Linked DNA regions of Homo sapiens: all the other regions are linked to region 1. A link is a loop called in an ENCODE intact Hi-C map of the cell type or tissue named here. Cell type or tissue: PC-3. All regions are shown on one strand. Region 1 has its middle 23 kb from the start of LINC01871. Region 2 overlaps LOC105373408 (a long non-coding RNA gene). Region 3 overlaps LOC105373408 (a long non-coding RNA gene).

Region 1 (5,000 bases):
ACACATGTAGCTCTGAAACACAGGGAACATGCATATGTAATCTAAATAAAAATTAAAATAAAAAACTGCCTCTCATTACAGTTATATACCATAAGGGGTGCTGCCAAATTTATATCCAGAGTTAAATTCATATCCTAAAGTACCCTATTTGTCACAGAATAACAAATAGATATGAAACAGAGATTGATTTCAAAAAAACTGAAAAATAAAAGACAACTCTAAGGAAAACAAAAAGAATGAACTGAAAGTGAATAAAACTTATCAAAATATGGAAAATAGCAAGATAGATCAGAAATTTTAAGGATCAATTTTTTGAAATAATGAAAATGAGAGAGCAAATCTATGACACAGAAAAATAAAAGTATTAAAAATCATAAAGTTCATATAATAATAGTGAATAATAACAGTAGTGTATAAAACCTGAAAGGCTGTCAGGTGCGGGGTTAAATGCCAATTACTTTTACATCTTGTTGTATAGATACTTTCCTGGATTTTTTTTTTAATAGAATTTTGCTGTCACTTGGGCTGGAGTGCAGTGGATCACCACAGTATCAACCTCCTGGGCTCAAGCTATCCTCAGCCGCCTGAGTAGTTGGGCCTTACAGGAGCATGCCACAATGTCCAGCTAATTCTTCTATATTTTTTGCAGAATTGGGTCTTGCTCTGTTGCCCAGGCTGGTCTTGAACTCCTGGGCTCAAGCAATCTTTAATCTTCCTGTTTCGGCCTCCCAAAATGCTAGGATTACAAGCATGAGCCACCATGCCTGTTCTAGATATTTTTAAGTTGCCAAAACAGTAGAAAGAATGAGTAGAATGCTAACAAGTATAACACTATGGATTTTTTGTTTCAAAATTTAACAAAGGATTAATTGTAAAATATTTAATAAAATCCAGAGCACAGACACATGGACTGCTACCCAATTAATTCTATAAAACTTCAAAAAGATTTCTATCAAGATTTGAGAATGCACACAAATAACAGTTGTGAAAAGAAAAACCTTAGACGAATTAAATTTCACAGAGGTCAATTGAGCAAACAATGATTTGCAAATTGGGCAGTTCCCTGAACCAGAGAGACTCTGGTGCTGTTGGGTGATTGGGGAAGATTTAAGGGCTGAAAAAGGGCCGGGTGCAGTGGCTCACACTTGTGATCTCAGCACTTTGGGAGGCCGAGGGGGACAGATCACTTGAGATCGGGAGTTTGAGACCAGCCTGGCCAACATGGTTAAACCCCATCTCTACTAAAAATACAAAAATTAGTGGGGCATGGTGGTGGGTGCCTATAGTCCCAGCTACTCTTGAGTCTAAAGCAAGAGAATCGCTTGAACCCGGGAGGCAGAGATTGCAGTGAGCCGAGATCATGCTACTGCATTCCAGCCTGGGCGACAGAGCGAGACTCCATCTCAAAAAAAAAAAAAAAAAAAAAAAAAGAGAGAGAGAGTGAGACTCTGTCTTAAAACAAAAAAGACTGAAAAAGGAAATCCCAGGTAGAAAAGACGGAAGTGAGGTCAGAAACAGCCAGACTTGTTACAGCTGGGTAGTGTCTTATTTGAACTTGGTTTGGACAGTTGGCTGCCTTTGGCCAAAACTCAGTAATGGGCACAAGGGTTGGTTCCAGTTTGTTTAACATCTAGTTAGGTTTCAGTTCACTGTACGTGAAGAAACCTTCAGGCTGAATTTAAAATATGTAAGGAGACAGCTTTAGGCTAAACTTTTTTAGCAGAATTTAACACTGGGAATTAAAAATAGGTTATTAAGCTAAAATTTTTGTGTTACTTTAAAACATGCAAAAATACGTTTGTTCATCATTAATTCACTATAGGTCCAAGGTCTTTTCTTTGATATGTGTACCGATCATAATTCTGTATTACATGTTGAACAAGCAACCTATCATATACATTTCAAGTTTTGGTATTTTGAAAGTGAAAAGTGAAATTAAAGACATTTACAAAGCAATCCACGTCCAGAAACGTTGTGACGCTGCGTTGGAGAGGCTGTGGGGCTGCCGAGAGAGCGTGGAGATTCCATTAAATTCAGACTCTGGAACAGGCCCTTTGTAACCAGTAAAACAGACAATTTTAGCCGTCACAGACGCTCTGCAGCCGTAAAGTACCTCTAAACAACTAATAGTGTGAAAGTGTGGTGAGAAATGAGAGCTCGACCACAGCTCCTGAAGGCCAGCCCTATGACATCTGTTCCCACCACAGCGGGTGGCTGTTCCCATATCCAGCCACAGCAGGGTTCCAGCCCCTCTGTACAGGGGAGAAAGATGTGGACCCTGAGGATGCTGACAACCTGGGTGCAGAGCAAGATTGACCAGGGATCTGCATGGCCTGTCCTCAGTAAAGACAGCCTGGAGAGGACCAGACTGAGGTCACGTTGAAAAAAGGGACGTGACCAAGGGACAGGAGTCCCCTGGTGCTACATCGTCAACTGCCTGCCGAGGAACCTGGAAAGTCCTTCGCCAAGAGATGGCTCGAAGACAGGAGCAGCCGATCCTACTGAGGTCACTGAGCGCCTGAGGCTGGGCAGGATGCAGCTGAGCAAAGCCTGGCTTGGCAGCTCTACGCTCTTCCTGTTTAGTCATCCAACAAGAAGAAAGAAAAGTGAATCTCTAGCAATACGATTTTTCTTAAAAAAATGGCAACAAAGACCTTTCATTGTTCTATATAGGACCAAATAAAGATTTAAAGAACTCACTTCAAATTTGTATTTCGTCTTTTCAAGGTGAATTTTTCGAAGTATACAACTGCAAGCACTCTTAATGTTTAAAATCAAATTTTTAAAAATAGTTCTGAATGTTCTAGTGAATGAAAAGAGACAAGAACCAACATAACGGGAACTACTTGAAATAATAATTTTTAAAAAGTCCATTTATAATTCAAAGAATATACTTAGATTATACCTTAGATAGCCTAAGAGAATCAACTGAAAAAAATGTTAGACTCAATAACTTAGATAAGCAAAGTAAACAGATAAAATATAGATACAGATTATTCAATATTTTTTTTAGAAATGAGCAGTAAGCTTTTAGAAAATAAAATGAAAAAAAGACCCTATCCAAAATAGTAGTAGAAACATAAAGTACCTAGCTATAAATTTTGCAAGATTTATGTAGAAAGTATATGAAAACAAAAATATTTCTATGATCTGTAAAATACAAATAATATACAGGGTTTATTATATTTTGAATGGAAACATTGAATACTATAAACAATTTTTATAATAAGCCTTTAAAAAATTCTTCCATAATGAATTTATGTGATTAAAATAAGTCAGACCAAATTGCTAATGACAGAACATTTACGAGAATGAAATAAACCACAAGCTGTCATCTTTGCAACCAAATGGAGACCGATAGAAGAAAATGGAAAAAAAAAATATGTTACTGATTTTGTAGAGAGATGGAAGCATTGTTTAAAATAGCATGCTAAGACATGCCTGGAAATCCATATCCACCCTGACTGCCTATGAAATGAGCTAATGAATTATCCTTAATTTTATTTTCTAAGCAGGTTTGAGTTATGTGTCTGTGTCGATCAATTGCAAATGAAAGAACATAATTACAACTAGCTATTAATTTATAAAAATAAAATCTAGCCTCTATAGCAGCTGAAATGTTTGTACCAATGGAAGTGTCCTGTTCTGAGATGCTCAACACTGTGGCCCACATGGGGCTACTGGGTGCTCGAAATGTGGCTGGTGCAGCTGAAGAGCTAAATTTTTTAATTCTATGTAAGTTAGTGAATTTCAAATTAAATTATGTGGCTGGTGGCTACAGCTTTGGACAGGGCAGCTCTATAATGATAAAATCTTGTAATTAAGGTAATAAAAGCTGTTTTTGCATTACAAATTAGAAGTAACTTTGGAAACCCCTTAATGCTGGAGAGCATGACATGTGAAAAGAATTCTCTCATTTACCTGTAAAAGCTCGAATTTGTACACACTTGCAATCTTTTCCTAAAATAATATGTCAATTTTTATCAAGTACAAAACTTTAGCCCAGTAATTCTGGAAAATTCTAGGGAATCCTAACAAAATAGTCAAAGATGTTGATAATAATTTGTGCATAAAAAGTATTAATACCACATCATTTATGATTTTAAAAATGTAAAATACATTAAAATGAGCAACAAATAGAAACAATTACCAACTAAATGAGTAAACAATGGAAATAATGAAAATTTGGGAACTTGGAGAACATTAACTATTATACCTTCACCTAAAGTCAAGTTTACAGCAATTATTCATTAAATTGCAAAATATTTACAACATAGCATTTTTAAAAAGATACAAATATCTCTCTGTATAGACAAATTATATATAATATATAATAAATATAACATACTATATTATATGTTAGATTAATATAATTCAACATATGTGATTATATTATATATCAATATATTATTATGAATATTTTCTTAGTATTTCATATATTAATGTTATATATTATGTATTAACTAACATATTATATATTTTGTTAATATAATGGAATATATTATATAAAACATTACATGCTATATAAACATATTAGGAATAAACAAATAATATTCATATTCACCAATATTTCAAAATAACTTATAGAATATGGAATTTTAAAAAAACTTGCTTCAGATTTGTCATAGTTTGTCCACTTAAGAAGTCTTCAATAAAACAGTAACACTGTAAATGAAATTAAGCCCTCACATTTTAATAGTAGTTTATAGTTTACAAAATATCTTCACATTTATCTTTTTAATCTTTCAGTAGCCTATTAAGATAAAATTTAATGTAATTAAATTATTTGGCCAAAAGTATATATTTTTCCAGTATTATAGCCCAAAAGAGAACTCAGCTGTTATATCTGTCATTGTTTAAATTGGTGTTGAATTTAGTAATATCTTAGACGTGGTGTGAGTCTTTTTATTTCTTAGTTTGTGTCTTTGTCTGATAAGCTGCAATAATCTAATAAATAATTCAACTACTCAAAAATAAATTACACGGCTATTTTATTTTAT
Region 2 (5,000 bases), 60 kb after region 1:
CTGCCACTGACCTGACAGGAAGGAGAGCTCAGGTGGGAATGCTAGCTTGCCCAGTGCTCACCTCTTGTTATGCAGCCTGGTTCCTAAACGGCCAAGGCCCAGCACTGGACCTCAGCTTGGGGGGTTGGGGACCCCTGCTTTAGGGTGTATTTATTTTTGAAGACTTTGAAATTTATTTCCAAAGATTCCTCCAGAATTTTAAATCAATCTAGATTCATGTCAAATGTTTCTAATACTTTAGGTTTAGAAATACCTAAATACTTCAGATTTCTGCAGTTTATTAGAAATAATAAATTTTGATGTATATATTCTTCCCCTTGCCTGACTACACAACACCAAAGAACTACCAAATTCTCTGCGGATTTTTTTTCTTTAAACACAATAAGATACAAATATGTATATGTATTTCTACCCCTTTGTACCAAACAGTTAAATGTGTATTTGAAATATTTTTGTTTGTACCTATAGAATATCTTCATTATGCGTTTTTACAGATGGATAGAATTCTGTGAATAGAAGCAATACAAATTATTCGAATGCTACTATTGATGGGCATTTAGCTAGTTTTCAGTACCTTGCTGAAATGCAGCTGAACATAATTCTGTAGGTACAGCGCACATGGTAAAAGGCAGCGCGCATGGTAAAAGGCAGCGCGCATGGTAAAAGGCAGCGCGCATGGTAAAAGGCAGCGCGCATGGTAAAAGGCAGCGCGCATGGCACCTGGCTTCTTGGGTGGCTCCTGACAGCGTAGATGATGAAATTTGAAAGTGCAACGAGCTGAGCTCCTGTGGGTGAACTTTGACCATTTGAAGCTAGGTAGACCGATTCTGCCTCTTTCTTCTCTCAGGAAGGTTCTGAAGGGTCATTTCTCCTTGAAAATCTTCTCGAGAAGTATCACATGTCGCGTGAACACAAATGCTAAACACCTGAGAGGCCAGCACCGCCTTCTCGCCTACTGCAGTGCTGAAATTGTCCCTTTGTCTCGCTGATTTTTCCTCTCATTTTCACAGCCTGGGTCTTGAAACAATGTCAGCACTTTAATCCTTGTTTCAGGCTCATCTTTCAAGAAAACTCAGGCACAGGAAATAGTCTTACTTATTTTTTATCCACTTGATATATCATGGCTGGTGAGATAAGAGAGAGGAATTAATGTCTGTTATCCCAGTATGCTAAATTTCGTGCTGTATCTCTTCTAATTTCTACTTTGTAAATGTTGCTGATATGATACTTTATGCATAGATTTTCAAAACCGCTCATAAATTTACTCGGCAAGCATTTTTATTGAGGAATTGCCATGTGTCAGAAATTGACCAAGGACTTAGAATGTAGTGATTAAAAAAGTGGTTCTAATCCCTAACCCTAAGTATCTAGATTCCAATGTTTCTTCATTGTGGAGAGTATTATTTAAAAATAGAAGCTCATCAACTTTGGGTCATTTTATATTTTGTGCAATGAATTCCATCTTGCCTGGCATTAAGATCATTACCACTAGTTATATAATTCTTGCATTTACCATTATGCTATGCCCATTCATTTAATTTCAAGTTTCCTCAATCACTTTGCTTAGATGTGTCTTTTTCCACATTATAGAGTTGGATTGTGTTTTGTGTTTTCTGATTCTTTCTCAAATTTTTTTCTTATAATAGGAGAGATATACTATTTACATTTATTGATAAGAAAAATATACTTGAACTTGCCTCTTTTATTAGTCAGTTTAACCAGAAAAAAACAAACCAGTAGCTCAGATATACATGAACATATTTTTGTAAGGAATTGACTTATACAGTTGTGGGACCTGGCAAGGCAAGTCCAAAATCTGTAGGGCAGGCCACCAGCAAAGACAGGTTGTGATTCACAGGCCAGAAGAGCTTCTGCTGCTCACAGGTAGGATCTCTTCTTCAGGAGAGCCTCGGCTCTGCTCCTGGGACCTTTCAATGGATTGAATCAGAACCACCCAGATCAGCTAGAGTAATCTCCCTAATTAATGTCAACTGATTGTGGACTTCAATCACATCTACAAAATACTTCCTTAGCAACACCTAAATGGCTGAATGACTGGGGACTGTGGCTTAGACAAGTTGACACATGAAACTCCTCTGACATTTTATGTTACCTTTTCTGATTTGTTGTTTAAAATTATGTGGTCTACTTTCATGATCATTTTTATTTTTTGTGGTTTTTCTAATACTTAGAAAAATCTGTGTTTTTCTTTCATGTTTACCTTTAGTGCTAAACTTTAATATAACACCCCTAGTCTCTATTTACTTAGACAGTATCTACTGTTTCCTTATTGTAAACCATGTTGAAAATAATGTGTACTTTGCCCTTCTGGTCATCTTTCTCTGTTCAATCCCCTAATTTCAGTCCATGAAGTCTTTGCTAACGTGGACTTTTGTCTTGTCAAATATGCTTATACTTCTGTTATTTGATTTTTCATCTTTAAATGATACGATCCAATAGCCAGCTATCACAGCTAAAGTCATCAAAAAATTGACTCTGCCTCACCTTTCTTCTCCTTTTCCCTCCCAATTTTGTCATTTCTCGGTTGCCTAGGCATATGAAATTTGTAGTTCTCTATATCTCAGCAATACTCATGGGAATTTCTGTTTCATGTCTACAGTTCATTCTATTCAATGTTCACCACTAGGGTGACAGTTTCCCCCATCACTTCTTGGCTGCAGTTCATCCTCTAGTAATTTTATTGTGCGGGTTCTTGGCAATACTGTAGTCATACTCCTGGTGTTCTTGTTTTTCATAAAGTTTGCCTATAGTTTTAATATTTGAGAGACAGATTGGCTAGATATCAAATCATTGGTCCTCACATTTCCTGGAGGAGTCATGTAGGTGCTGCCTCACTTTCCTCTGGTGTTAACGATTTTGGGGGGAAATTTGAGATTACATTTTTTTCCATTCTTATTGTGATGTTTTCCCTGGCTGCCCTAAGAATTCTTCCTTTATCTTTAAAACCGTTAGCTTCATTCGTGCAGGTCTCAAAGTTGACCATTTCACATCAATTTCCTCTAGCACATAATGAAGACTTTCCACACATAGATTCAAGTATTCTTTCATTTCAGGAAAATAAATGTTTTATTTCATTTTATTTTTTTGAGACAGAGTTTCGCCCTTGTCGCCCAGGCTGGAGTGCACTGGTGCGATCTCCGCTCACTGCAAACTCTGCCTCCGGGTTCCAGAGATTATCCTGCCTCAGCCTCCTGAGCAGCTGGGATTACAGATGCCGGCCAGCAAGCCTGGCTAATTTTCTGTATTTTTAGTAGAGATGGGGTTTCACCATGTTGGGCAGGCTGGTCTCTAACTCCTGACCTCAGGTGATCCACCTGCCTTGGCCTCACAAAGTGCTGGGATTACAGGCTTGAGCCATCATGCCTGGCCAATAATTGTTTTTTTTAATAACATTAAATGTCTGTTGTATTCTACTGTGGCAGTGTGTTCTATTGCTTCTTTGGAGACGCCAATGTGTATGTTAGCTCTATTTTCTAGCCTTTTTATGGCTATTATTTTCTTTCTTATCCTTTTTAGTCCTTTGTTTTCATTTCTATTTGTTTTAGTTTTGTACGTTTTTCACATCTCTCATTTCTAGCCGTGTCTCTTGGTAGATTTTGTGAAGTACCTATTTTCCCACACTTCATTTTTATGATCTTTCCATTTCTTTTCTTCTACTTTTGTTCTCAAGTTATACTAGTAACTTTTTAAAAAATCTCCTTTTATCAGCTTTCAATTATTTCCCTCCAGTCTTGCATTTCTGAGCTGTGGTCTTTCTGCTCAGAGTAAACTGTTTCAAAGCCTTGTGTTTCATAGGGAAATGGGAACAACTTTCTTTTGCTATATGGCAATACTTTTTCTGGTAAGTCATCATATATCAAGTTTTTTTACATTTATTTATTGTTAGATCATTGTTGTGTCTTTTAACACTTAGCATTGAATAGGTTGGATTTTCTTAAGTCGTATTCACAGGAATTTCTGAGAGTGGTGGCTGTTGGGGGAGAAACTAAGACTAGCAGGCTGACAATCTAGGGTTCAGAGCTGGAAGGTTCAGTAGATGCCCACTGCCACAGAAACTGTTTTTCTCTAATACCTCAGGTGAGTCATTCTCTACCCCTAAGTTATCTTTGCCCTGATTCAAAATAGATACAGAAACAATTATTCCACCATCCTTGCTCTCCCCAGTTTCCCGACCCATTGTTGCCACACAGGCAGCAAAATATGTTCTTTTTGGGGTACCCGCTTGCCTTCAGGAGTGTCTTTTGCTGGCCTATTCTAAGGTCACCTGCTGGGTCTCTCACTACCACTGACCTTCTCCTCCTTCCTTCCTTACACCAGTGTTTCTGCATGATCTTGGAGGATTTGGGCAAGCTTTGTATGTATTTAGAGATCTGTGGATTTATATGTATCATCAAGTTCCACTAAAACTGGAGATTATATGCTTGTTTTTGTTTCATTTTGTTTTGTCTTTTAACGTTCTCCCTGCTGCTTTGGTATAATGTCCATGGGGAGAACCGAAAAACGCTGACTTGTACCTGTGTTCACCCAGGAAGTTTCTTCAGTACTTTTGACACAAAACTTTTTTCACTCATATTATCTGTTGTGTAATGTTCCAAGGATTTAAAAATTTAAATTCCTCTTGTTTAAAGAAGTACTTTTTAGACTTTTTGATTATATCTTCAGGTAAAAAGTATAAGTGCACTCTACCCTGAGATTCATACATTTCCAAATATACATACACATCTATAACAAATAGCAACCAAATAATTCTCAGTTTTGCCAGTATACTGCACTAATATTTTCTTTTTTCACTCTGTTCTACTTTTTTTTAAATGCTTGTAATGCCTCATTAAATTCAGTTTATGATTCACTAGTGGCTTATTATCCTCTCTTTGGAAAACTTTCATCTGGAAGATGTATTTATTCTGTACCTAATATTTATTGAGCATCTTCAATGGCTGACATACTGTGCACATTCAAATATAATTTCTATCCTCATG
Region 3 (5,000 bases), 76 kb after region 1:
GCCAGGGTTGCCCAATCTGCCGCTGCTCCTTTCCCATCTCAATCCTAATTAATTGATTAATCCTAATTAATCCTGAATTAATGTTATTCCAAAATTTAACCCCGACTTTTGCTAATTTGGGCATTTGTCCATTTGCTCATGGTGAAATCTGGACAATTGCTACATATTTTTGAAGACTGGTGAAGCGGTGTTACAACACTTGGCTTTAGAATGGGATGGGTAAGGAATATATTTGGGAACACTTTTGGCCTGAGTTTTATCATTTGGAAAATGGGATTAAGGCTAGCTATCTCCTAGAATTGTTGAATTCTTAAAATCTATATGTACAAACATACTTGCAAGGTGTAAGGCTGGAGTGTCCACCAGCACAGTGCAGTGTCTGGCTTATAGTACAAATCCAGCACATGCTGGTATATTTCCTCTTTTGACCCTCCACGCAGACGGAGGAGTGAGGACGGCCACCCCCACCTCCGTGCCCCTCCATCATACTCCACAGACACTGGAAAGCCCTCCCTCAACCACTGCCATATTGCCTTCATCTTTTCCTTTTTAAAAAATCTCACACTACACTCTTGCTGTTCTTTGAGGACAATGTCCTAGGGCTGTATATCTCCAAGGGTTGAAGCAATGCTGGCATGTACCTTGTGTGTAGTAAGTGTTTGTTGAATGAAATAAGAAGCAAACACATCTTCCCAATGGGTGAAGAAATCTTTTCATCATGGGAAAGATTCGAGTCCTTGTGTGTTTGGCAAAATGTTATCAATACATTTTCACATAAAGAGCTTTTTATCCCTTGAAATTATAGAGTGGGTTAAAAGTTTCATAATGGTTGGTTATTTTTTTTTCCCAAGATTTCCAAGTTTGTATGAGATGTTATTTTGGACAGTATTTTAAATTAAGTTCTTGATTTGGTATAAAAATATCATGAACCTCAGATGTAGCAAAGAACGCAGCTATTGTCAAAGGGTAAGCACTGTAAAATGAAACAAGTAGTATCATCTCCAAAACTCTTGTGCTAATTCTTCCAGAGCTTGTTCTGTGGGGAGAAACACACTGCTATGGAAACCACTAAAGAGAAGCAAAAAATTCTTTGTAACTAGGAGCTGGGGCCTTTAGCTTTGCAAATTAGTGCCAAAATACCACTTATCCATCTGCATCCCTGACAGTACAAAGATAGTAAAACATAGCACCTTATCCTGTACTTGCTCATGCAGATGGAGAAGTGTCTGAATGTGATAAAGACCATGTCTAGGTTTCTCCTGGACACCAGGATCTGGAAGGAGAACCCCACTGTGAGAAGCAGAGGTAGGGAGCACTGCATTCAGGCACATGAGATGACATTCCCAAAGGGCTTTTGCAAACCAGAAAGCATGGTGGATGTGATTTTTATTACCCTCCTGTGTGCTCCTGAGTGCTCTGCGTCTAGCTGTGCACGATCAAGCAGAATGCTGAAAGCAGCCCTTGTGTGTCTTGCATTTTCTGTGAGGAAGCTGCACCTACATTAACTCCTCTAATCTCTAATAGCACAACCTGTGGAATAAAACAGAGCGACGTGAGCATAGATTTTTACACATAGCAAGATGTGTCAGTTGCCAGTGTTTGCCTCCCCACTTGGACCACCTACTGGTGTCTTTAGGTTTCTTTGTGTTTTCCCTAATGCATAGGATGAATAACCAAATGGGAAACATAAAGATAGACATTTCATGGCTTGTCAGCCAAATAAATTAATATTCTTGCAAACATAGATGTCAAGCATGACCAAAAATAATCATGCTAACTGGGGCCACATGGATTTCCCTCAAGTAAAAAGTACCAATTAAGTTCTATGGAGATTATTTTTATTCCACAGTTTATCAAACCATTTTTTTTTAACTTCCTCAGCCATTTCTCCCTTTCTAAATGTCCTTAAATCTAATAGGTCCAGAAACAGGAGAGGGGGACAGAGGCATCCTTTCACTGATGAGTGGAAGGACAGGAGAGGTAATCCCTGCTAGGGTTGGAATGGGTCCCCTCCAAACTTCAGGTGTTGAATCTTAATGGTCAATGTGGTGGTAGTAAGAGATGAGACCTTTAAGAGGTGATTAAGCTATGAGGGCCCCTCTCTTGAGAATGGAATTGAGGCCTTTATAGAAGAGACTTCAAGCAGTATTCAGCTCACTTGGCCTTGTCATGTGAGGACACATCCTTTGTATCTTCTGGAAGATGAAGTAACAAGGTGCCACCTTAGAAACAGACCAGACACCAAATCTGCTGGCACCTTGGTCTTCGACTTCCCAGCCTCCAGAACTGTGAGGAATACATTTCTGTTATTTACAAATTATTCAGTCTCTGGTATTTTGTTATAGCAGCACAAAACAGACTAAGACAGTCTCCATACCATCCTCAGCCTAAAGAACCAGCTTCTTGCTCAGGTGGAATAGATCTTCTGGAGGGAAGCTATATTTCTACTAGAAAATCAGTTGTATTTTCACCAATCACGAAGGCTCTTCCAGACATCAGGGCAGTTGTAGAAGTGCCTGGAGAATGGAAATAGGCCCTTTTCCGGAACGCCCCCACACAGGCCAGTGGGACATTTATTTCCCTCTCTGTGAGAGACCTGTTTGGTTGGGAATGAGAGGAATGCTGTCTGACTTTTATACCCACTTCCGGGGAGCAGCCAGCTCCCACATGAGAAAGAAGACTTTGTACAGGGGCCAGGACCCTCACTGGATGCCAGAACCCCAGGACTTTCACTACACAAACATGTACATTCTGAATCATTCCTAGCAACTCTTCACGCAAAACAAACAAGCCGAGGAAAGTACCTCTCAGATGCACAAGCCAAGAATTCTAGAAACTCACTTTCCTAACCCCAAGTCATCTGCAGAGCACGCCCACAGAGAGCACCTGGGTGTGCGGCACTGCTTTTCTCTGGTGTTCACAGCTTTTAAAGACAGCTTTTGGGAAAGTATGTTCTCATTCATAGCCGATACAAAAGGTCCTTACACTTTTCTTATAGTTTAGTCATTTTGTAATTGTAACTGATTTTTCTTTGATGTTATTTCTTTTTGAGTCATATGAAGAAAAAAATAAACTTTGGTTTAAGCTTGTTAGCTTTACTTTTGTACAATAGCACTTGTCTTACTGAACCACATAATGAAATTAGAAGCTGCCAGATGTCAATCAGCGTGGCCCCAGGTACCATGTCCTTTTGTGTATCTGTGTGTATGGAATATATTTATCACGTGCTTATTGTGTGCTGGGAACTGTGTAAACTTTTTAATGCATTATGTCAAATTGTAATAATTACTCTGAATGGTGTTTTGTTAACCACGTTTTAGAGATGAAGAAAGTGAGGTTTACCTACAAGCAAACTTGTCCACTGTCATAAACTCATGATTGGTCCAAAAGATTTAGCAATCAAATCCTTTGCTCTATCCAGGAGAAGTTGCAGTTATATTTTAAGCACTTACAGAGTCCAGCGTTGGCAGATAGATACTTTTCATCATAATACATAAGTATCCATCTATTAATACTTTAAAGTTTTTAAATTAGTTTTCTGAGACTGATGTAAAAACTTACCACCAACTGGTGGTTTAAAATAACAGAAATGTGTTCTTTCATATTCTAGAGGCCGGCAGTCCAAAATCAAGGTGTCCTTTTAGTGCCTCCAAAGCAACAGATACTTTCTTCCTTTGCCTCTTCCAGCTTCTGGCAGCTCCAGCTGGCCTTTGGCTTATGGCCGCATCACTCCAATCTCTGCCTCTCTGGTTAGTTGCTTCCTAGTATTGTGCCTGCCTTTCGTCTGTGTGTCTCTTATAATATGCTTGTCATTGGATTTAGGGCCCACTCAAATAATACAGATGATCTCATCTCGAGGTCTTTAAGTTGTTTACATCTGCAAAGATTCTGTTTCCAAGTAAGGTTGCAGGTTCCAGGGAATAGGATGTGGGCATATGTTTTGAAAGGCTACCATTCTACTATGTAACACTACATTTTTAAACGGAAATGAACATTTAGCAAGTATTTTTAACACCTACCATATTTTTAAATATATGTTATCTTTCTTGAAATGTATATTGTGAAGTAGCTATACATTAATTAATAGAGAAGGATTATTTAATTCCTGAGTTATAAGCCCTTTCTGGTTTTAATATTTTATATATTCTACTGTTCAATTTCGTTACGGATATTTATACCTTATTGTTTAATTTCATTATAGATATTAGCATATCAAATTAAGATGATCTATAATTTTTCTATAATTTATTTTTCAGATTTTAGTATAAGGGTTATGCTATCTTCATAATTAAATAAAATAAAATTTCTTTTTCTTTCCCTACTCGCCATCATATTCTATGGAATATACTATGAAACACCAGATTTACCTAAAACACAAATGCATGAAAAAACATAATTTTAGAACTGTCTCGTTTCAGGACACTCATTAAAGTGAATTCTTTGAATTTTTTAAGGCCTTCCATGTTTATTGGTATGTTCAAATTATTTACCTGCTTGAATCCATTTTTAATCTATACTTTTCTAGAAAAACAATCAATTTCTGGCTTTTCAGAATATTGGTAGGAGTTAAAGTTATTTTTTCAACTAGTTTCAACAACTGTCCTCTGTACATGTTGTTAGAGACTCTTCTTCTATCTGACTTCTTTTCTTCTTTTTTTGTTCAGTGTTCCTGTCTAACTATATGGATGTTATATTAGAGTTTACATTGGATTATTGCTCTTTTATTCTTCTTGACATTTCCTAAGTGTCTTCTTGTTAAAATACTATATTTTAATGCAATTATCATATTTAGAATTAGTAAATAAACAGAAACCATTTCCCTATCATTTTATCTCTTTTCCAGTAAATTTTACTATAAAAATGTGATACCCTTTAAATTAAAATTTTTAACAAACAAAATCTCTATTTTCTTCCTTTGAACTTGGAGCCCTGGCCCAGTCCATCCTACAGACATGGTGCCATTTATCTTGGCCTTTTACTTTGTCACCCCCTTAATTCTA

Evidence for each region. Hi-C counts contacts between places; a loop is a spot of excess contacts. Peaks named below come from ENCODE experiments on the same cell type or tissue, not always from the same donor. Only the 100,000 strongest peaks of a DNase experiment are listed, where the experiment ranks them.
Region 2: it touches region 1 in a loop (3-fold over the local background); 1 of 110 quality-filtered maps calls a loop at or near these places.
Region 3: a loop joins it to region 1, with 4 times the contacts of the local background. A loop is called at or near these places in 1 of 110 quality-filtered maps.

Annotation. Positions count from the first base shown.
Region 1 is chr2:7,746,721-7,751,720 of GRCh38, forward strand. No RefSeq gene overlaps it. Among named protein-coding and RNA genes, the nearest start is that of LINC01871, 23 kb to the left of the region's middle. In PC-3, no CTCF peak of the experiment used is centred here; a DNase peak (open chromatin) is centred at 2,521; H3K27ac peaks cover 2,007 bases.
Region 2 is chr2:7,807,197-7,812,196 of GRCh38, forward strand. The region is part of intron 3 of LOC105373408 (a long non-coding RNA gene); the gene reads right to left. Among named protein-coding and RNA genes, the nearest start is that of LINC01871, 84 kb to the left of the region's middle. In PC-3, a CTCF peak has its summit at 2,636; no DNase peak of the experiment used is centred here; H3K27ac peaks cover 1,365 bases.
Region 3 is chr2:7,823,095-7,828,094 of GRCh38, forward strand. LOC105373408 (a long non-coding RNA gene) reads right to left here. Exons shown (of 4, transcript XR_922750.1): 3 at 1,394-1,530. Among named protein-coding and RNA genes, the nearest start is that of LINC01871, 100 kb to the left of the region's middle. In PC-3, no CTCF peak of the experiment used is centred here; a DNase peak (open chromatin) is centred at 2,727; H3K4me3 peaks cover 415 bases; H3K27ac peaks cover 2,710 bases.